2 separate regions of the Homo sapiens genome follow, and region 2 is linked to region 1. A link is an interaction called in ENCODE POLR2A ChIA-PET data of the cell type or tissue named here. Cell type or tissue: K562. All regions are shown on one strand. Each heading gives the region's core, and the rest is flanking DNA. Links, peaks and the distances in the headings are about the cores only. Region 1 has its middle 56 kb from the start of XIAP. Region 2 has its middle 13 kb from the start of THOC2.

Evidence for each region. Peaks named below come from ENCODE experiments on the same cell type or tissue, not always from the same donor. Only the 100,000 strongest peaks of a DNase experiment are listed, where the experiment ranks them.
Region 2: POLR2A ChIA-PET joins it to region 1 with 5 read pairs; 3 of 35 experiments call an interaction of 5 or more read pairs at or near these places.

The regions. Positions count from the first base shown.
Region 1 is chrX:123,798,393-123,810,202 of GRCh38, reverse strand. No RefSeq gene overlaps it. Among named protein-coding and RNA genes, the nearest start is that of XIAP, 56 kb to the left of the region's middle. In K562, for the core only: no CTCF peak of the experiment used is centred there; a DNase peak (open chromatin) is centred at 6,522.
Region 2 is chrX:123,740,021-123,751,830 of GRCh38, reverse strand. No RefSeq gene overlaps it. Among named protein-coding and RNA genes, the nearest start is that of THOC2, 13 kb to the right of the region's middle. In K562, for the core only: a CTCF peak has its summit at 6,869; no DNase peak of the experiment used is centred there.

The sequences.
Region 1 (11,810 bases), core at 4,094-9,093:
GGGTTTCTTACTGCCTCTAGGATAAAGTCCAGGCTCTTAGCACCTAAGGCAATTCATAACCCAGCCTCCACCTACTTTATTAGCATCATCTCCAGGCACTCCCTAACAAACATTCTCTACTTCAGTTACATTACACTTTTCACAATGCTCTTTCATGCTTCCTTGCCTTCGCACATACTTTTCCTTTGTCCCGTCTTGATCCTCTTCTCTGCTAGGTGTATACCTATTCACCTATCAGATATCAGACTCCTCCAATCAGAGTTCACTAGTGTCTTCTTGAATTTTGGGCCCAGTATGCCTTACCTCACCCTAGTCCTGACATTAGTAGACCTTAAAATATCCCTATTTGGCAGGACATGGTGGCCAAGGTAGGAGGATCACCTGAGGTCAGGAGTTCAAGACCAGCCTGGCCAACTTGGCAAAACCCTGTCTCTATCAAAAACCCAAAAGTTAGCCGGGCATCATGGTGCGTACCTGTAATCCCAGCTACTCAGGAGGCTGAGGCATGAGAATCGCTTGAACCCAGGAGGTGGAGGTTACAGTGAGCTGAGATCATGCCACTGCACTCCAGCCTGGGTGACAGAGCAAGACTGTCTCAAAAAAAAAAAAAAATCCCTATTAATGTTAAGCAGAAGAAGCAAAATGAAAAAGAGTATATGTAATAGTTTCCCATCTGGTCAACAAAGAAGGAAAAATAAGAAAACAGTCCTATGTCTGCTTATCTTTAGGAAAAGAAACACAGGACAAATAAACCAGAAAACAACAATGCAGATCACCACACAAGAGATTGGAGGAGGGAGGAGCAGTGGTACAGAAAGGATATGGATGGAAGGAAGTGACATTCCTGAGTATGAATTATTACATATTCTTGACTTCTATAAGCATATTAATGTTTTATATAATCAGAAAATGAAATTAATTCAATAAGGGCCGGGCGCGGTGGCTTACGCCTGTAATCCAAGCACTCTGGGAGGCCGAGGCGGGCGGATCACCTGAGGTTAGGAGTTCGAGACCAGCCTGACCAACATGGAGAAATCTCCTCTCTACTAAAAATACAAAATAAGCCGGATATGGTGGCATATGCCTGTAATCCCAGCTACTCGGGAGGCTGAGGCAGCAGAATCGCTTGAACCCGAAAGGCAGAGGTTGCGGTGAGCCGAGATAGGGCCACTGCATTCCAGCCTGGGCAACAAGAGCGAAACTCCATCTCAAAAAAAAAAAAAAAGAAAGAAAAGAAAAAAGAAATTAATTCAATAAGAATGGGAAGGGGAAAAAATTAAACTGAAAGAAAACTGAAATAGGCCTGGCACAGTGCCTCACGCCTGTAATCCCAGCACTTTGGGAGGCCTAGGCGGGTGAATCACTTGAGCTCAAGAGTTAGAGAACAGCCTGGGCAATATGGTGAAACCCCGTCTCTACTAAAAATACAAAAATTAGCCGGGCATGGTGGCTCACACCTGTAATCACAGGTACTAGGGAGACCAAGGCACGAGAATTGCTTGAACGCAGGAGGTAGAGGTTGCGGTGAGCCGAGATCGAATCACTGCACTCCAGCCTGGGCATCAGAGCGAGACTTTGTCTCAAAAAAAAAAAAAAAAGACAAAACAAAAAATTAATACCTCCATTAGGGTACTTATATTGTGACTATGGCTCCACTAGTCTGTGAGCAATCACAGACGTGAACTATGTCTTATTCATCATTGCCAGGGCCTTGGGGTGGGAGGGTGTCTTCACAGGACGGGACAAATAGAAGGTGCAGTAGGAATGTTTGCTGATTTATTGACCAGAAGCATCTGCAAATGAATGCCCTGAAAAGGGTGTACTGATGAGTATTATTTCCTGGGTGATGTGTTAGGTAAGGGCACAATTAAGTTAAGGAATCTCTGCTAGTGCTCCTATCAAAAGCATTTACAGGTTTCTTAATGTTATTGCCTTTTCCCTTCAGGGACTCACTTGATATTACAGGCATACCCCTGCAAAACATGTGTTATGAATTCCTCAGCTCTGAATGAGGCTTTAAGGCTTTCCTAAAGTCCAATTTTGTTCAGGCTATGTTGAAATTTACCATCTCATGTTATCTTTATAATGGAGCAGACACCCTGAAAAATTTGTGAACACTCCCACACCACCTTCACAAAACGATATAATTGTAAGCCATAAACAGGTCACATGATTCACTAAGGACGCTATCCAAACAAGTGCCTGCCTCATCACATCTGCCTCTAATTAAGAGAGTGACTCATCAGTAATCTATGATGGTTAATTGTTGTTATTACTGCTTTTGACTTTTTTTCTCTCACTCATTAAACTTAAAAAAAAAATGTCAAGGATCTACTATTTGAGAGTTACCGTCCTCATCACTGAGGATATAGCATACAACAAAACAGATATGTCCCTGTTCTAACAGAGTCATGGAATTTAGTAGGGGACATAGACATCAAATAAATAAACACATCAGAGATTACCTTTGTGAAATTCAACATTTTAAAAAAGATATTAGGTCGGGCATGGTGGCTCACGCCTGTAATCCCAGCACTTTGGGAGGCTGAGGTGGGCGGTCACTTGAGGTCAGGATTTTGCGACCAGCCTAGCCAAGATGGTGAAACCCCAGCTCTACTAAAAATGCAAAAATTGGCTGACTACTTGGGAGGCTGAGGCAGGAGAATCACTTGAACCCGGGAGGTGGAGGTTGCAGTGAGCTGAGATTGTGCCACTGTACTCTAGCCTGAGTGATAGAGCGATACTCCATCTCAAAAAAAAAATAAATAAATAAAAATAAAAAAATTAAAAAGATATTAAAGATTCCTGAGCTTAGAACTCAATGTTCTGGATATGATTTCTTTTCTTTTCTTTTTTTTTTTGAGACAGAGTTTCACTCTGTCACCCAGGCTGGAGTGCAGTGGTGTGATCTCGGCTCACTGCAACCTCTGCCTCCTGGGTTCAAGCAATTCTCCTGTCTCAGCCTCCTGAGTAGCTGGGATTACAGGCATGCGCCACCACGCCCGGCTAATTTTGTATTTTTAGTAGAGATGGGGTTTCTCCATGTTAGTCAGGCTGTTCTCCAACTCCTGACCTCAGGTGATCCACCCACCTTGGCCTCCCAAAGTGCTGGGATTACAGGTGTGAGCCACTGCACCCAGTAATTTTTTAATTTTTTTTTTTTTTGAGACAGTCTCCCTCTGTTGCCCAGGCTGGAGTGCAATAGCATGATCTCAGCTCACTGCAACTTCCACTTCCCGGGTTCAAGCTATTCTCCTGCCTCAGCCCCACAAGTAGCTGGGGTTACAGGCACATGCTGCCACGCCCGGCTACTTTTTTTGTATTTTAGTAGAGATGGGGTTTCACCATGTTGCTCAGGCTGGTCTCGAACTCCTGAGCTCAGACAATCCACCTGCTTTGGCCTCCCAAAGTGCTAGGATTATAGGCATGAGCCACCACACCACACCAAATTTTTGTATTTTTTAGTAGAGATGGGGTTTCACCATATTGATCAGTCTGGTCTTGAACTCCTGACCTCAGGTGATCTGCCCGTCTTGGCCTCCCAAATTGCTGGGATTACAGGCGTGAGCCACTGTGCCTGGCTTTGGTTTTTTTTTTTTTTGAGACGGAGTCTTGCTCTGTTGCCCAGGCTGGAGCGCACTGGCGAGATCTCATCTCACTGCAACCTCCGCCTCCTGGGTTTAAGCAATCCTCCTGCCTTAGCCTCCCGAGTAGTTGGGATTACAGGCATGCACCACCACACCTGGCTAATTTTTCTATTTTTAGTAGAGACAGGGTTTTACCATGTTGGCCAGGCTGGTCTCGAACTAGTGACCTCAAGTTATCAGCCCGTCTTGGCCTCACAAAGTGCTGGGATTATAGGCGTGAGCCTCCGCGCCCAGCCTGAATATGATTTCTTTAGGAAATTTGGGTGTAAACATTTTGTGGTTTCACAACATTATTAGTTAGAGTGTCTTTTTATATATCTCTTCCTTGAATTGAAAGTCAATGAGTTGTTATTAATAGAAGTAATGGAATTATTTTGTAAGGAATTTTCTCAGTAATACAAAAAGGAGTTCTGGATCAGTTAAAGTCCAGTAGGAACAGATAGCCTAACCAATTTTTTTGAAAGAAGCACTGAATAAAACAACTATTTACAACATTTGCTTTTTATTTTATTTTTTTATTTTTATTTATTTTTTTGACACAGTCTCACTCTGTCACCCAGGCTGGAATGAAGTGGCGTGAGATCTTGGCTCACGGCAAACTCCAGCTCCCAGGACCAACAATTCTCGTGCCTCAGCCTCCTGAGTAGCTGGGATTACAGACCTGTGCCACCAAGCCTGGATAATTTTTGTATTTTTAGTAGAGACAGAATTTCGCCATGTTGGCCAGGCTGGTCTCAAACTACTGGTCTCAAGTGATCCACCTGCCTCGGCCTCCAAAAGTGCTGGGATTACAGGTGTGAGCCACCGCTCCCGGCTTATTTACAACATTTATATAGGATGTAGAGAATCCATAAGTTATATTGCAGAACCCAGGTTTAACAAAGTAGGAAGCAAAGGAAGGGGGTGATTTCTTGCACTTGGGTTGGAGAAGAGCAAATATTGTATGGAAAGGGCTAATTCACAGGAGGAACTATGACCTTCATTCAGGTGAGAGAAAGGGCCAGCCAGCCTGCTGGAAACCCCTCAGTAAAAAAGTTAGGGAATAAGTACCCTAACTTCATTCTCTGCCCTTTCTGAAAATCCTTGCCAGTCCCTCCCCACTGACCAAATTCAGCTGGAGAAGCCGGGCGCGGTGACTCACGCCTGTAATCCCAGCACTTTGGGAGGCCAAGGTGGGCAGATCACCTGAGGTCAGGAGTTTGAGACCAGCCTGACCAACAAGGAGAAACCCCGTCTCTACTAAAAATACAAAATTATCCAGGCATGGTGGTGCATGCTTGTAATCCCAGCTACTCGGGAGGCTGAGGCAGAAGAATCGCTTGAACTCTGGAGGCGAAGGTTGCGGTGAGCTGAGATTGTGCCATTACCCTCCAGCCTGGGCAACAAGAGTGAGACTCTGTCTCAAACAAAACAGAACAAACAAACAGACAGACAGACAAACAAACCAACCCAGCTGGAAGCCAGAGGCAATGGAGCTCACTGATGTGATGTACATAGGTCAGTCTCCCAGAGTACAGAACAGAGAAGAGAGCAGATCTAGGCCAGGCGCGGTGGCTCACACCTGTAATCCCAGCACTTTGGGAAGCCAACGCGGGTGGATCACCTGAGCTCAGCAGTTCGAGACCAGCCTGACCAACATGGTGAAACCCCGTCTCTACTGAAAATATAAAAATTAGCCGGGCGTGGTGGCACGCACCTGTAATCCCACCTGATCAGGAAGCTGAGGCAGGAGAATCACTTGAACCCAGGAGGCGGAGGTTGTAGTGAGCTGAGATCGAGGCACCGCACTCCAGCTTGGGTGACAGAGTGAGAATCTGTCTCAAAAAAAAAAAAGAGAGTGGATCTAGAGGAGCAAATCAATAAAGGACACGCAGCATAGGTCCCTATTACTCTTTCCTCTTGTTTTTTTTTTTGTTTTTGTTTTTGTTTTTGGAGTCTCGCTGTCTTGCCTGGGCTGGAGTGCAGTGGAGCAATCTTGGTTCACTGCAACCTCCACCTCTTGGGTTCAAGCGATTCTTCTACCTCAGCCTCCTGAGTAGCTGGGACCACAGGCACATGCCACCACGCCCGTATAATTTTTGTATTTTTAGTAGAGACGAGTTTTCCCCATGTTGGCCAGGCTGCTCTCCAGCTCCTGACCTCAGGTGATCCACCAACCTTAGCCTCCCAAAGTGCTGGGATTACAGGCCTGAGCCACCATGCCCTTTCCTCTTTTTTCAGTTCAGCCCAGGTCTTGAGCTGTTTGCCTCAACTTATCTTGCCTTTCATTTTCTGACCAGTTTCTGACCTTACCATCTTGTAACCCCTAAACTATTTTTTTTTTTTGAGACGGAGTCTTGCTCTGTTGCCCAGGCTGGAATGCAGTGGCCCAATCTTGGCTCACTGCAACCCCCGCCTCCTAGGTTCAAGCAAGTCTCCTGCCTCAGCCTCCTGAGTAGCTGGCACCACAGGTGTGAGCCACCACTTCTGCCTAATTTTTGTATTTTTAATAGAGATGGGGTTTCACCATGTTAGCCAGGCTGGTCTCGAACTCCTGACCTCAAGTGATCTGCCGGCCTGGGCCTCCCATAGTGCTGGGATTATAGGCATGAGCCACCACATCAGGCCTAAACTTATTCCTTTTGGAAAACTGAAGATGATTCTTGGAAGACAATGCTTGTCACTGCTTCTTACTTGTGACTTCTGGTTTCCTTCCTTCCTCATCCCTTTGATCAAGATGTTTTCATCTGCTGTGGGTTGCCTTACCCAGTACAGCATGCACTCTGGAACACCACTTAAACAAAGGCCCTCATAGGAAGTGCCCCTGCTATATTTGCTTTGGCCCTGTGAGTAGCAGCTGGATGTCACAGACTGAGATAGGAAGCACTTAATTGTGGCCGACTAATGACTCAGACGTGACACTAGTTCTGTTTACTTCCATCCCCCTTTCTTGCCTGGCAACCACTCTTATGAATAGATTAAGATCACCATGAACAAAGACACTGAACTCCAAACAACCAGGTTCAAAGGATATCTCATCAGAGGAGGGATGAAAATGATTGGAGAGACTATATGAACTTGAAAAGCTAGTATTTCTTGCCTATGCTGGATGATGAAATTTTAAAAAGAAAAAAAAGGCAGGCTAGTTAAGAGTTCTGGCACGCACAGGAAAGATAAGCTCCAATTTCAGAATAGTGGTTACCGCTGGAGAGAGAAGGAAAAGAGATACAGAAGTGAACAGGGATTTTCAACTGGGGCTATATTTTAGTATTATTATTTTTTATTTTTTTAATTTTAATTTTAATTTTTTTTTGAGATGGAGTTTCGCTCTTGTTGCCAAGGATGGAGTGCAATGGCATGATCTGGGCTCACTGCAACCTCTGCCTCCCAGGTTCAAACGATTCTCCTGCCTCAGTCTCCCGAGTAGCTGAGATTACAGGTGCCTGCCACGGCACCCAGCTAATTTTTTTTTTTTTTTTTTTTTTTTTTTGAGACGCAGTCTTGCTCTGTCGCCCAGGCTGGAGTGCAGTGGCTTGATCTCGGCTCACTGCAACCTCTGCCTCCTGGGTTCACGCCATTCTCCTGCCTCAGCCTCCGGAGTAGCTGGGACTACAGGCGCCTGCCACCATGCCCGGCTAATTTTTTGTATTTTTAGTAGAGACAGGATTTGACCGTGTTAGCCAGGATAGTCTCAATCTCCTGACCTCGTGATCCGCCCGCCTCGGCCTCCCAAAGTGCTGCGATTACAGGCGTGAGCCACCGCCCTGGCCAATTTTTTTTTTTTTTTTGAGACGAAGTCTTACTCTGTCTCCCAGGATGGAGTGCAGTGGTGCAACCTCGGCTCACTGCAACCTCTGCCTCCCAGGTTCAAGTGATTCTCCTGTCTCAGCCTCCCTAGTAGCTGAGATTACAGGTGTGTGCCACCACGCCTAGATAATTTTTGTATTATTATTAATTTTTTTAGTAGAGATGAGGTTTTACCATGTTGGCCTGGCTGGTCTTGAACTCCTGACCTCGTGATCCACCCCACCCTTGGCCTCCCAAAGTGTTGGGATGAGCCACCGAGACCGGCCTATATTTTATTTTTTAATAAACGAAATTCTGAAGCAGATAGAAGAAAATGCTAGAATTTAATAATAGTGAATGAATAAGTATTACTTATGAAATTCTTTGTTCTTTCTTATTAGAGACAGGGTCTTGCTCTGTCACCCAGGCTGGAGTGCATGGCACAATCATAGCTCACTGCAGCCAAGTGATGTTCCTAAGTAGCTAAGTCTTTGTCCTTTTCTATGTGTGGAGAGTATGGCTGAGGAAAGTAGAACAGGGAGGCCTTCCTCACAGATGTGACAAGGGAACTTAGACAGGATGTAAAGAATAGTGCAATTATTTGTCTGCAAGGGTCCAGATGTTGCACTGGAGCATGTTGCTTTAGTCCAGCTGAGGCCTCAATGAACTCCGGAATCGTGATAACACTGGCAGGGTGGAGGCTGTATAAAGGCTGCATGTCTAGCCTTGCTCTACAAAGGAGACAGTTCTCTGTAGTAGATAGGAGCCAGTCTATAAAGCCAGCCTGCTTGGGGCCAGATCTTGGTTCTGGCACTTACTAGCTGTGTCACTTCACTTCTCTGTATCTCAGTTTCCTCATCTGTGAATGTGATGAGAATGTCACCCTACATCAACAGGTTGTTGTGAGGATTATGGCCACAAACTAAATTTTATGCTATTTTTTGCCATCTATTATCCTTCCAGATGAGCTGAACAAATGGGAACAGTTCTCTAGCATAAGGATTGGCAAACTTTAAATTTTCCTTTTCCTTCTTTCTTTCCTTCCTTTCTTCCTTCCTTCCTTCCCTCCCTCCCTCCTTCCCTCCTTCCCTCCTTCCTTCCCTCCTTCCTCCCTCCCTCCTTCCCTCCTTCCATCCCTCCCTCTCTCCTTCCTTTCCCCCTCCCTCCTTCCCTCCCTCCCTCCCTCCTTCCCTCCCTCCCTCCTTCCCTCCTTCCTTCCCTCCTTCCTCCCTCCCTCCTTCCCTCCTTCCATCCCTCCCTCTCTCCTTCCTTCCTTCCTTCCTTCCTTCCCCTCTCTCTCTCTTTCTTTCCTTTTTTTTGAGACTGAGTCTCACCTTGTCATCCAGGCTGCAGTGCAGTGACAAAATCACTGCAGCCTTGACCTCCCGGGCTCAAGCAATTCTTCTACCTCAGCATCCTGAATAGCTGGGACTACAGGTGCTCAACAGCACGCCTGCCTAATTTTTTTTTTTTTTTTTTTTTTGAGACGGAGTCTCCCTCTGTCGCCCAGGCTGGAGTGCAATGGCATGATCTCAGCTCACTGCAACCTCCGCCTCCTGGGTTCAAGCGAGTCTCCTATCTCAGCCTCCCGAGTAGCTGGGATTACAGGCATGCACCACCACGCCCGGCTGATTTTTGTATTTTTAGTAGAGATGAGGTTTCACTATGTTGGCCAGGCTGGTCTCGAACTCCTGACCTCAGGTGATCTGCCTGCCTCGGTCTCCCAAAGAGCGAGATTCGGTCTCAAAAAAAAAATGGTGGACAGCCTAGATTATTTGGGGTGAGTGGTACACATGCCTAGGCTCTGTTTGGACTCTTACTAAAAACTATACTGTCCCTTTCTTCAATAAAGAAGACATTTTGTTTCCTTAATACAAGCTGGGGACCATATCTCCACCATTGCGACCCTCCCTAAGCAGATTCTGCTCGTATCCCTCCACTTGCATTACCCCAAGACTCAGGACTTGCTTTCAAAACAGGATCTCCTCAGTCATACCATTAATACTTCAGAAAACTCTCCATCCTGTTGAAGAACTATAGGGAGTCTCAGCCAAGCGTGATGGCTCACACCTTTAATCCCAGCACTTTGGGAGGCCAAGGTGGGTGGATCACTTGAGCTCAGGAGTTCGAGAGTAGCCTGGCCAACATGGTAAAACCCCGTCTCTACTAAAAATACAAAAATTAGCCGGGCATGGTGGTGCATGCCTGTAATCCCAGCTACTCAGGTGGCTGAGGCGGAAGGATCACTTAAACCTGGGAGGCAGAGGTTGCAGTGAATGGAGATCGCGCCAGTGCACTCCAGCCTGGGCGACAGAGCGAGACTCTGTCTAACAACAAAAAAAGAAATATAGGGAGTCTCTAACAAGGACACTTAAAACCTGCCCAGAACTCACGATGCACAGCCCACACAAGTTCTAAATCATAGCATGAGTCAGCCATTAGTTAGGTCAGTGACAGACATGGACTATGAAACAGACGTTGTCTAGAAAAGGGTAAAAACTACCACTAACATGCCAGGGGACCGCCACGGAATATACCTTTATCTCAGGAGACACCACCAGCCAAGATGACACCATGGCACATCAGTGCCAAGGACATGACCCACGTATATACCCACAGAGAACACTTTCCAAACCAGCTCATGGCTAGACCAGGGTTTATGGCCAACCTTCAGCTAGACATACTGAGACAGCTGCCCCTCAGATACCTGCTTATGCCTCCACTAAGGGGGCAGGCTTTGCTGAGACAGGATGTGGACATCTCCCTGCTCAACAAACCATGACACTGGCTTGACACAGGCCTGAGCACACACTCATCCCTAAACCAGTCCAGAGTGCATAACCATTACAAGATTAGGGATTCCCCAAGACAGACTTTGGCCATACACAGAGCCCAGTTTAGATGAAGACAGACTGGTCTTAGCTCAGTCTTGGGTCATTATGAGTATACCTGCCAAGGACAATGTGCCCATAGCAGAGCTGAGACCAAACCTCTTTAGGGCAAGCCCTCCAGAACAGGGCCCAACGTTCTGGGCACGGGTAATGTCAGCACTTCGGGAGGTTGAGGCAGGAGGATTGCTTGAGCTCAAAAGTTTGAGACCAACCTCAAAGGCAACATAACGAGACATCATCTCTACTAAAATTAAAATATATATATATAGCCAGGCATGGTGGTATGCACCTGTAGTCTCAGCTACTTGTGGGAGTTGGTGGCTGAAGGAGGAGAATGGCTTGAGCCTGGGAGATCGAGGCTATAATGAGCTATGATGGCGCCACTGCAGTCCAGCCTGGGTGACAGAGAGAGACCCTGTCTCAATAATTAATTAAAAAGAAAAAAATTAAAAAAAGAAAAAGAGGGCCCAACCTATGCCACCTCCAGGCAGCCCCCCATTAGAACTGGAGGCAGGCCTATAGTCCCACTGAGCTACAGCTCAGACCCAGGCCCCCTTCACTTCCTCCGCTCTAAACAGCAGAAGGGAAGAGGCCCTGCTTGAGACTGACATGCCCTCCAATGCCACAGAGGGTGACCAGCTGTCCCAGTTTGCCTGGGACTGGCCTGATTTTAAACTGGAAAGTCTGGCTTCTCAGGAAATCCCCTCGTACCAGCAAAGCCAAGACAGTCGGTCACCCTGAAGCCACTCCTCCTCCCTGTGATGAAATGTGTGTCACCGGCTACTGCAGAGAGTGCTCCCCCTCGGTGTGCAAGGAGGGGCCTGGATCCCCTGCGTGTTCAGAAGCCATCGCTTGACCTGGAATTGTTGGGCCATCACTGCCCATTCTGCTGCGCCAAGTGCTTCTCCCTACAAGCCGCTGATGCAGCCTCCCTCTCTTCTGCCTGCTAAATTATCCTCTCTAACAGAGGAACTCAAGGGCCCTTCATCCCTCTCATGATGGCTAAGTCTGCAGCGACGCCTCTCTGCTGATTCAACACACATTTACTGAGCCTTTATGGGGTTTATTAGAGGCGGCCCTTGCTGCCACATTTTCAGAGCAAGCCTGGTTTGACAGCCCCTCCTGCCTTCTGCAAGGGCTTTTTCCACAGCAACGTGCAGGCCTTTGTCTCCTCTCCTGCCTGTTCATGGGAGCTCAGGAATCCCACGTGCAGGTCACAGCTGCTCCCTGAGCTTCCAGACACACAGGCTTCCAGCTCGAGAGGCACCCAGTTTTACGGAGCCTTGGCTCACAGCCTGGCACCATGCTCGGTGCTGGAGACGTGGAGGAGAGTGGCAGTGGTTTCCTGCCCATGAGGACCTTAGCTCTCAAAAGAGAGAGATAGCCACCTGGGAACATCCGGTCACACTGTGACAGAGAGGCAAGTCCAGATGCTGTGGGTGGGACCATCCAAGGCTTCTTGAGGAGAGGACACCTGAGCAGAGATTCACAGGTCACCTGGGAGTTG
Region 2 (11,810 bases), core at 2,570-7,569, 57 kb after region 1:
ACATCTCCTTCTCTGACTCTTCTGCTGCCAGCTGTCTTCCACATTTAAGGACTCTTGTGATTATTTTGGACCCACCTGAATAATTCCAGCTGATCTCCCTATTTTAAGGTCACCTGGTTTGCAACCTTACTTCTATTTGCAGTCATAATTCCCCTTTGCCATGTAACCTAACATATTCACAGGTTCTGGAGACTAGGACATGTACATCTTTTGGGGGGCCATTATATTGCCTACCACAACCCACTGTGTCTCTTTGGCCAGTATTCTAGCTGGGAGGAGGCTGGGGAAAATGGGACTGGGAGTGAGAGTTGGGTCGCTGAACAACAGTGTCTGCCATACCTTGCTAGAACTTTAGACAGTTTTTTACTATATACTAATTGTATGGTACTCTCCCCAGTAGATTATATGTTCCATAAGAGCAAGAATCATGTCTGTTTTGTTAGTCATTGTATTTTCAGCACATAACACAGTACCAAACACATAATAGCGGCTCAATAAATTTGTAATGTGTAAAGGAATGTATGAACAAGTACATACACACACATATACACATACTTGCTACAGCATTTCTTTCTTTTCTTTTTTTTTTTTCTTTGTTTTTTTTTTTTGAGACGGAGTCTCACTCTGTCGCCCAGGCTGGAGTGCAGTGGTGCGATCTCGGCTCACTGCAAGCTCCGCCTCCTGGGTTCATGCTATTCTCCTGCCTCAGCCTCCGGAGTAGCTGGGACTACAGGCGCCCGCCGCCACGCCCGGCTAATTTTTCTGTATTTTTAGTAGAGACGGGGTTTCACTGTGTTAGCCAGGATGGTCTCGATCTCCTGACCTCGTGATCCACCCACCTCGGTTTCCCAAAGTGCTGGGATTACAGGCGTGAGCCACCACGCCCGGCCTTCTTTTCTTTTCTTTTTTTTTTTTTTGAGATGGAGTCTCGCTCTGTCGCCCAGGCTGGAGTGCAGTGGCGTGATCTTGGCTCACTGCAACTTCCTCCTCCTGGGTTCAAGCGATTCTCTTGCCTCAGCCTCTCCAGTAGTTAGGATTACAGGTGCATACGACCATGCCCGGCTAGTTTTTGTATTTTAAGTAGAGACAGGGTTTCATCATGTTGGCCAGTATGGTAACAAACTCCTGACCTCAAGTAATCTGCCCACCTTGGCCTCCCAAAGTGCTGGGATTACAGGCATGAGCCACTGCGCCCAGCCTGCTACAGCATTTTTGGGGTCATAGCTAAGACCTGGAAACAATTTAACTATTCCTCTATGGGAAACTGATTAAAGAAATAATTGAGGACAGGCACAGTGTCTCACACCTGTAAATCTCAGAACTTTGGGAGGCTGAGGCCGGAGGATTGCTTGAGACCAGGAGTTTGAAACTAGCTTGGCCATAGTGAGACCCTATTTCATTTACATATATATATATGTATATACACATACACATACACACACACACACACACACACACACACACACACACACACACACACATACACAGAGGCTGGGTGCGTGGCTTACGCCTGTAATCCCAGAACTTTGGGAGGCCGAGGCGGGTGGATCACCTGAGGTCAGGAGTTCAAGACCAGCCTGACCAACATGGTGAAACCCCCTCTCTACTAAAAATACAAAATTAGTTGGGCATAGTGGCATGTGCCTGTAATCCCAGCTACTCAGGAGGCTGAGTCAGGAGAATCACTTGAACCTGGGAGGCAGAGGTTGCAGTGAGCCAAGATCGTGCCATTGCACTCCAGCCTGGGCAATGAGAGTGAAACTCCGTCTCCAAAAAAAGAAGAATTGATTTTTTTTCCCGAATAAATCCCTAGTGCATTTATATTATGAAATACTATGCAATTCTTATAAACCATGAGGCAGATCTTAAATGTAGTGACATGAAAGGATGTTCATGATTTATCATTAACGGAAAATGCAAGTTGCAGAACAGCATGTATTGTATGACCCTATTTATGAGATAGAGAATAAACTGAAGCTTATTACCCCAGGGAGAAAAGAACACAAAGAACCAGAAAGAACAAAGAATCAAATTCTTGGCCTTGAGTTATTCCAGGAACACATACCAAGCATATTCCTGTCTCATGGGTTTTGCAGTGATTTTTCTTTCTGCCTGTAATACTCTTCTCTCACATATTAACATATTGACATGAATTATAATTAATAGCTTGCTCTCTGTTCATTAAGGTCTCTGTCCAATGTTTTCTTCTTAGAGATGCCTGATTTGACCACCCTGTCTAAAATAGCATTCCCTATCACTCTTCATCTCCTTGCTCCACTTTATTTTTATGACATTGTATTTCTATTAGTTTAATTGCTTATTGTGTCTCTTCTCCTTTAAAACATACACCTCAGGAGGCCAGGGTTCTTGGTGATTCGGATGTAGGTTGCTGGAGTATCTCACTTTAAGAACCACTTTTTTTTTTTTTTTTTTTTTGAGATGGAATTTCACGCTTGTTGCCCAGGCCGGAGTGCAGTGGCGTGATCTCGGCTCACTGCAACCTCTGTCTCCTGGGTTCAAGTGATTTTCCTGCCTCAGACTCCCAAGTAGCTGGGATTACAGGCGTCCGCCACCACGCCCAGCTAATTTTTTGTATTATTAGTAGAGACAGATTTCACCATGTTGGTCAGGCTGGTCTCGAACTCCTGACCTCAGGTGATCCACCCGCCTCAGCCTCCCAAAGTGCTGGGATCACAGGCATGAGCCACCGCACCCAGCCTTTTAAGAACCACTTCTAATGTTTAGGGCAGCAGTTCTCAAAATATTGTCTCTAGACCAACAGCAGGAGTGTCACCTGGTACCTGTTAGAAATGCACATTTCAAGCCCCACCCTAGACCTACTGAATTAGAAACCCTGTGAGTAGGGCCCAGCAGTCTGTTTTAATAAGCTTTCTAGGGGATTCTGATGCACACTAAAGTTTGAGAACCACTGACTGAATAAAAAAAATTAGCCAGGTGCTGTGACATGCACTGTAGTACCAGCTACTCAGGAGGTTGAGGAAGGAGGATTGCTTGAGCCCAGGAGGTTGAGGCTGCAGTGAGCCGTGATCACACCACTGCACTCCAGCCTGAGCAACAGAGAGATACCCTGTTTCAAAAAAAAAGAACGTTGAAATCCTGTGTTTAACTTAAGTTTAATTTTTTTGTGTGTCTAGACCTCTGATTACTGATCCTCTTTTCCTTCACGAGTTTCACTTTCCAGTAAACTCGCTGCACTCCTAATTTCTGCTTCTTCCTCCTAAAGAATGCTATCTGCTTGATGACCTCTTTGCTAGGGGAAATGGGACATTTTTAATGTGTGGCATGAATTGAATGGTGATTACTTAAATTATCACCCATGGTGGCTTCAAATGGGATGCAATTGTAGGACAAATCTTTGCAAAATGAAATGGCTAGAGCACTTAGTCCCTATGGTGACAATGGTGATTGCTAACTTGGCTAAGGCTGTTTCTGATGACCATAAAGAATTTACATCGAAAAGAGGACAAACTGAAAGCCTTGAATGCACACCTCATACCACAATGGAAAATCAAAGAGCCACAATGCCAGCATTAAAGTAGTCTTAATTCTCCTGGAGCTGCAGGACAGATAAGCCTGAAGATCATGCTCAGGGACTGATTATAATTTTTTTTTAACTTTTTTGAGACGGACTTTCGCTTTTGGTGCCCAAGCTGGAGGGCAATGGCATGACAAGCGATTCTCTTTCCTCAGCCTCCCGAGTAGCTGAGATTACAGGTGTGTTCCACCATGCCTGGCTAATTTTTCGTATTTTTTTTTTTTTTTAGTAGAAACAGGGTTTCACTATGTTAGCCAGGCTGGTCTTGAACTCCTGACCTCTGGTGATCCGCCCGCCTCGGCCTCCCAAAGTGCTGGGATTACAGGCGTGAGCCACCACACCCGGCCAGGACTGATTATAAATGTTGCAGATGTGTGGCATCAATTAAAGGTAAAGACTTGCCAGGACTCTTAGGCTAAGTTAAAGGCACTCCTGGGGAAGGAATAGGACCCTAACACATTGGATGGAATTATTTGGGCATAAACAGATGAGGCTGAGAAAAATTTAACCCCCAACTCCCCTTCCTTGCCAGTAGAAGCAGCCCTATATTCCTTGTCTAAGGGTACCAGGCTTCCCCTGTGTAAAAACCTTTTATGGCCAGGCATGGTGGCTCACGCCTGTAATCCCAGCACTTTGGGAGGCTGAGGTGGGTGGATCTCCTGAGGTCAGGAGTTCGAGACCAGCTTGGCCAACATGGTGAAACCCTGTCTCTAGTAAAAATACAAAAATTAGCCAGGCAAGGTGGTGGATGCCTGTAATCCCAGCTACTTGGGAGGCTGAAGTAGGAGAGTTGCTTAAACCCAGGAGGTGGAGGTTGCAGTGAGCGAAGATCATGCCACTGCATTCCAGCCTGGGTGACAGAAAAAAAAATAAACAAAAACAAAAAGATCTTAGTGTAGCCCAGATGCTCAAATGCCCAAGGGGAAGGGAATGTTAAAGTGGGATTATTATATGCCACCTGCTCAGTGCCTACTTCCAACTATATTCTCAGAAGAACTGGGTGGTGGGGTGACCCACTGTCTTGATTCACCTAGGACTTACAGGTTTCCTAGGTTATGACGTTTTCAGTTTAAAAGCAGTACAGTCCCAGGAAAATTGGGACAACTTGGTCACCCTACTGGGAGGGCACTCTCTTCAATAAGGCATCAAGAAATACATTGGTGAGATGAGCATTAGTATTATTGAAAAGCTCCATAGAATATCCTTTGTAGGCCGGGGATAATGGTGGGAGATGCTTCAGTGGGAACAATAGGGTCCAAAAGGGTACAGTGCCTGTGATGGTACTTAACTTTGAGAACTAAGGTGGGTGCAAGTAACATAATAAAGTGCAGGGATAGGATGGCAATAGAGTGTTTTTGCCTCCATCTGTTGCAGTGGTTGATTATTTATGGAATTCCCTTGGAATAAAATAGGTGTGACTTTCAGAAGCAGAAAAATTCTAGGTCTGATACGCAGAAACTTTGCAGACTCCTCAACTCCTACTCTGTTCCCAGATCTACTAAGCCAGTTCACAGATCTGGAGCCCATTGATTAAGAGGGAGGCTGGATCTCTCTGAGAAAGGACTCAGCTGTGATGCTATCACAGATATATATTGCAAATCTTCTAAATCTCCCTCAGACTGGGACCTGTGCCCATTTACCAGAGGACCATGACCAAGAAAAAGAAAATACCCAGAACTATTTGAAAATTATTAGATCCTGTTTCTGAATTGATGCTAATTCTTTTTTTTTTTTTTTTTTTTTTTTTGAGACGGAGTCTCGCTCTGTCACCCAGGCTGGAGTGCAGTGGTGCGATCTCGGCTCACTGCAAGCTCCGCCTCCCGGGTTCACGCCATTCTCCTGCCTCAGCCTCCTGAGTAGCTGGGACTACAGGCGTCCGCCACCATGCCCGGCTAATTTTTTGTATTTTTAGTAGAGACGGGGTTTCACTGAGTTAGCCAGGATGGTCTCGATCTCCTGACCTCGTGATCTGCCCTCCTCGGCCTCCCAAAGTGCTGGGATTACAGGCGTGAGCCACCACGCCTGGCCAATGCTAATTCTTATAGACATAGTTTGCCACTGTCGTCCATCACCAGAGAGGGGATTTATTGAGTCAGGTGCTAAATAAAGTCTTGGTCTGAGTCCATTCAGTGGGAACTTGCACCCGTCTTTGCAGAATCACCACACATTGTTTTTCTGACCCACATATCCACAGAGGGAAAGCTCTTATTATAGGGAAGTAGCAAATAGCAACCCTTTTAACTGTACATCCTCCTCTCACCCCTACCACTAAAGCAATACCAAATCCCTGAGACAATGGGAGAGATTGGAACCAAAACCAAGGACTTGAAAAATGGAAATGTGAAGATTCCAACTGCTTACCCATTTAACTGGCCCATTTGGCCTATGGAAAATGCCATATAGGTTTTGGAAAATGATTGTGAGCTACTGTTAGTCAGATAATGATGCCAGTCATGGCTGTGGTTCCCATTTACTGGAGCAAATGAACGTCGCCTCTGGCACCTAATTCCCTAGCAAATGTTATCAGCAAAGATAATCAGGAACAGTTTATCCTCATTCTCTTACCTCAGGGCTATCTTAAACTATGTTGTTTTCTGTCATAATCTATTCCAAAAGGAACTGCTGTCTTTTCATCCCACAGACATAATGCTGGTCCATTACATTGATGACATAATGATAATGATCACTATGAGCAGCAACAATCAAGCACCCTAATTGACTTGTGGTCACAGGCTAGGAGACAAATCCTGCGAAAGTTCTGATGTCTGCTAAATGGATGACATTTCTAGGGGTCCAGTGGTCTGGAGCATGTCAGGATACCTCCTCTAAAATAAAAGACAAATTGTTTTTCCCTGCATCGCCCACCACAAAGAAAGAAACCAATCCTCTGCGGGCTTCTTTAGATTTAGGTGGCAATGTATACCATATTTGGGCATGCTGCTCTGGCCTATTTACTGAGTAACCTGTAAGGCTGCCAGTTTTGAGTGAGATTTGAAGTAAGAAAAGGCTCTGCAGCAAATCTGGGCTGCCCTGTTGGTTGGGCCTTATGACTCAGCAGACTGAATGGTTTTGGAAGAGTGTGGCAGAGACGTTCTATGAAGCCCATTACAATTCTCACAGCATGGAATCTTAGGGGATTGAAGCAAGGCTATATTTCCCCTTTTTATTTTTTGAGACAGGGTCTGGCTCTGTTGCCCAGGCTGGAGTGCAGTGGTGCAATCTTGGCTCACTGCAACTTCCACCTCCTGGGCTCAAGTGATTCTCCCGCCTCAGCCTCCAGGGTGGCTGGGACTACAGGTGCACACTACTGACCCCTGGCTACTTTTTGTATTTTTTGTAGAGATGCGGTTTAACCATGCTGTACAGGCTGGTCTCGAACTCCTGAGCTCAAGCAATCTGCCTGCCTCAGCCACCTAAACTGCTGGGATTGCAGGTATGAGCCACCGCACCTGGCCAAGACTATACTTTCCTTGCTTGACAATTATTCTCCATTTGAAAGGCAGCACCTGGTTTGCTACTAGGCCCCTTTTCCTTTTCTTTTTTCTTTCTTTTCTTTTCTTTCTTTCTTTTCTTTTCTTTTTTTTTTTTTAAACAGGGTCTTGTTCTGTTGCCCAGGCTGGATAGCAGTGGTAAAATTATAGCTCACTGCATCCTTGAACTCCTGGGCTCAAGGGATCCTTCCACCTCAGCCTGCCGAGTAGCTAGAACTACAGGTGTGCACCACCATGCCCAGATAATTTTTATTTTTTTTTTGTAGAGACAGGGTCTCACTATGTTGCCCAGGATGGTCTCAAACTCCTGTCCTCAAGTGATCCTCCTGCCTTGGCATCTCAAAGTGTTGGGATTACAGGCGTGAGCCACCATTCCTGGCCATGACTGTATTTCTGACTATGGAACACGAAGAAATTATGTGACTTGAACTGTCCATCATTAACTGAGTGTTATCCAACCCATTCAATCATCAAATGGCCATATGCAGGCAGCATTCCATTGTTAAATAGAAATTGCATATAATATTGGATCCTAGAAAAGTGGGAAGGTAAAAGTAAACTGAACGAGGAAGTGGCTCAGACTCTCATGGTACTTGCCACTACTTCTCCATAAGTCCATATATATGGCCTCAAAGAGAGCTCTCTATGACCATTTAACAAAGCAAGAAACTGTAGGTCTGTGGGTCTATGGATGTGTTTGCATAGTTGGCTTGCAGCTGCTGGAAGTGGGCAGCAGTTGTCTTATAGCCCCACTCAGGAATGGCCCCTAAAGATGGAGGTATAGGAAAATCTTCCCAAATATTACATCTGTTTGTTTACATTGAAGGAAAGAGAAATGTCCTCATATACTGATCTATGCAGATTCATGGGCAGAGGCTAATAAGTTGGCTGGCTAGTGAAGAGTGTGAAAAAAACAAGGTAAGAATTTGGTGATGAGGAGGCTTAGGAGAGAGATACATGGATGGGCCTCTTAGAGTAGGCCAGAGTGTGAAGGTATTTGTATTCCTCGTAATTGTCCCCAGAGTGCATTCTTTGTAGAGGAGACTCTCAGCAATCAAGTGGATGAGATGATCTATTTTGTTGATGTTAGCCAACCTTTTCCTTCAGCTACCTTAATGTTTGCTCAGTAGGCCCTTGAACAAAATGGTCATGGCAGCTGGAATGGGGTCTATATGTGGACTCGACAGCAGGTTCTTCTCACTGGAGCTGATCTCTCTAGCATCACTGTTTAATGGGCAATCTGCTTATCAGCAGAGACCAAAGGCTAAAGCATCAGTGTGGTTCCATTCCACAGGGAACCAGATAGTCATCTGGTGGGAGGTTAGTTACACTAGACTCCTTTCATCATGGGAGAAGGCACAAAATGTCCTTACAGGAATAGATACATAGTCTGAATACAAATTTGCTTTTCATACTTGTAGTGTTTTTGCCAGCACCACCATGTGGACTCATAGAATGCCTTATTCATCAACATGGCATCCCACCGAACAGTGCCACCAACAAAGGAACTCATTTTAGGATGAAGGAAATGTGATAAGCTCATCTCCATGGAATTAATTGATCTTATCCTGTGTCCCATCATGCAAAAACATCTGTCTTGATATGTCAACTGAAGAACCACATCAACTGAAAAATGATGAGGTTTATACATTTGGAAAGGAGAGTTTTTATGGAGTCTCACTCTGTTGCCCATGATGGAGTACAGTGGCACGATCTCAGCTCACTGCAACCTCCGCCTCCTGGGTTCAAGCGATTCTCCTGCCTCAGCCTCCTGAGTAGATTACAGGCATGTGTCACCACACCCAGCTAATTTTTGTATTTTTAGTAGAGACAGGGTTTCACCATGTTGGCCAGGCTGGTCTCAAACTCCTGACCTCAGGTAATCCACCCACCTCGGCCTCCCAAAGTGCTGGGATTACAGGTGTGAGCCACCGTGCCCGGCCGCTGAGAGTTTTATTTCTCATAAGGGGTTGCAACCTGCAGGCTGGCAATCTTGCATGCTGGGAAGCAAAGTCTCTGGCTGGACACATCAAGGGAGGAGTAAAGGGAACAAGAATTGAAGCTAAGAGGGTTGGCTAAGTATACATATTCAACAGGTTATAAGAGGAGCTATGACTATTCATGAAGGAGAGGCACAGGCATGTGTAGTAAGCTAACATGTAGGCAACAGGTGTCCCATGTTCACTTTGGGATAGAGACTTAACATTTAGATGTATTACAATTAGGCTCTATACATCAAAAGGTGAAGCAGAGGACATGAAATTCCTCTGTGCGCAGCCTCTGTAGAATAGTCAGAACTACCCCATGATCAGTGGCCTCTGATCAGGAAGAAATGCTAGTCAGTTGTTGTATCAAACCACAAAAGGGAGGGGCACCATCAGGTGTCAGGTGGTTGGTTGATATCAGTGGTGGAGCAAATCTTTCAAAAGCACTGGTTTCTGTTTAACTCTTAGGGAAGAAAGCTTATTGGCAGTTAGCAAGAGAGGGGGTAAAATGAGGCATGTCCTATCTCCCATCCCATCATGGCTGGGAACTAAGTTTTGAAAGTTTCTCTGGGGCCCACTTAGCCAAGAGAGGGGCCGTTTAGTGGGTTGCAGTGGTGGGTGGGGGCATAGAATTTAATTTAATTTAATTTAATTTTTTGAGACGGAGTCTCACACTGTCACCCAGGCTATAGCGCAGTGGTGCAATCTCAGGTCACTGCAACCTCTGCCTCCCGGGTTCAAGTGATTCTCCTGCCTCAGCCTCCCGAGTAGCTGAGATTACAGGTGCCTGCCACCACGCCTGGCTAATTTTGTTGTATTTTTAGTAGAGACGGTGTTTCTCCATGTTGGTCAGGCTGGTCTCGAACTCCTGATCTCGTGATTTGCCAGCCTTGGCCTCCCAAAGTGTTGGGATTACATGCGTGATGCACCACGCCCAGCCTGGATTTTATTTTATTATGTTTTTAATTTTTAATTTTTTTTTTTTTTTTTGAGACAGAGTCTCGCTCTGTGGCCCAGGCTGGAGTGCAATGGCATGATCTCGGCTCACTGCAACCTCTGCCTCCTGGGTTCAAGTGATTCTCCTGCCTCAGCCTCCCAAGTAGCTGAGATTACAGGCGCCCGCCACCATGCCCAGCTGATTTTTGTATTTTTGTAGAGATGGGGTTTCATCATGTTGATCAGGCTGGAATCTAACTCCTAACCTCAAGTGATCCACCTGCCTTGGCCTCCCAAAATGCTGGTATTACAGGTGTGAGCCACCGCACTCAGCCAGGATTTTATTTTTATTTCTCAGAATGGTGAAATTTCCTGATGAAAGCTCAGTAATGACACCAGCAGGGTGGCAGCACCCAGCAAGTTTGGGATTCTGTCCTACTGAACCTACTATGTGCTTTACATCATAGGCCAATATATCATATTCTCTCCATTGTTGCCATAGTGTATGGGTCCAAGATTCAAGGGGTAGAGGTAGGAGTGACCCCCTCACTGAAAAAATATTTGCTTTCCATTTCTACATGTTGGACTCAGTGGGTTAGGAAGTTCTAGTGCAGGAGAAATGCTTCCACCAGGGAATATGACAGGATTCTGACATTTGAGAAGCTGACACCCTGCTCTCTGGCCATTTTATGCTCCTCAATCTTCGAACAGCAGCATGATGAACAGGGGGCAAATAAGGAGTCACTGTACTGAGCAGGGTGGTCTATTCTGACTACTACACAATGAAGGCAAGAAGGACTGTGTCTAGAACCCACCGACTTTCAGTGGGCTTCCTCTTATCACTCTCTTGCTCAATAGTATTGGTCAATGAAAACTGGTAATTCAATCAAGGCAAGATTATAAGGACCCAGATTCAGTGGCGATAAAGGTTTCAGGAACTTTATCAGGTAATGTATCCCGGCCTGCTGAGATGCTGGAAGAGGATAAGGGAAACATGGAGTGAATGATAGAAAAAAGAGGTATGATTATCAACTGAAGGCTTGCTTCCCGTTTTAGAAGCGGGGACTGTAGCAACTATGTTTATGTTAATAGCTCCTCCTTCTCTTCTACTTTGTGTAAAAACCACTGGTGTTGGCTAATATTTTAGATTTCATGTGGGCATATATATGAATGAATCAACATCATCCTGTAATGATACAGTAGCTGATAGGACTTTGAACATTCTGTTTTGAGGACATGAGTTTTTCATCCAGACAAAAAGCAAGAGTGGATGTAGAGGGGACAAAAGGAATGGGCAGTACTGGAAATTCTGTTTTCCCTTTCAAGATCCACTTTTAACCTTTCTCCAGCCTGCTCTGTCCCCTGACCCATATAAACTGCATTCACCAGCATTTTTTGCATTGTGACTTCTTCTAGCCTTTAGCCCATGGGAGGTATCAGCAGGAGATCAGATGGTGAAGGAGAGAAAGATTGGGGTATTTTTCAGACTCCCTCCCTGCTGGGATATGAATTGGCAGTGACTATATTTCTCCACAGAAACCCACAGTTCCCTTTGGGTGTTGCTTTCCTTATAGCTACTGCTACAGCTCTCACTAGTTTTTGGTAAGGACTCCCTCCCCTTGCCCCTAGAGGCTTAGGAGTGCTAATGTTTTCTCGTGTTGCTATCCCAGAGGTGCTTCACCACCTGTTGTAGGTTTCCCTTAATCCTGCCCACATCCTTGTGCATGGTTGTTTCATTAAACTCTCTTTAATTATTCCTTTTAAGTATGTCATCTGCTTCCTGTCATGAACCCAATGATATAATTCCTAGTACTGGTTTATATGTAGCTTCTCTCTTCCTTT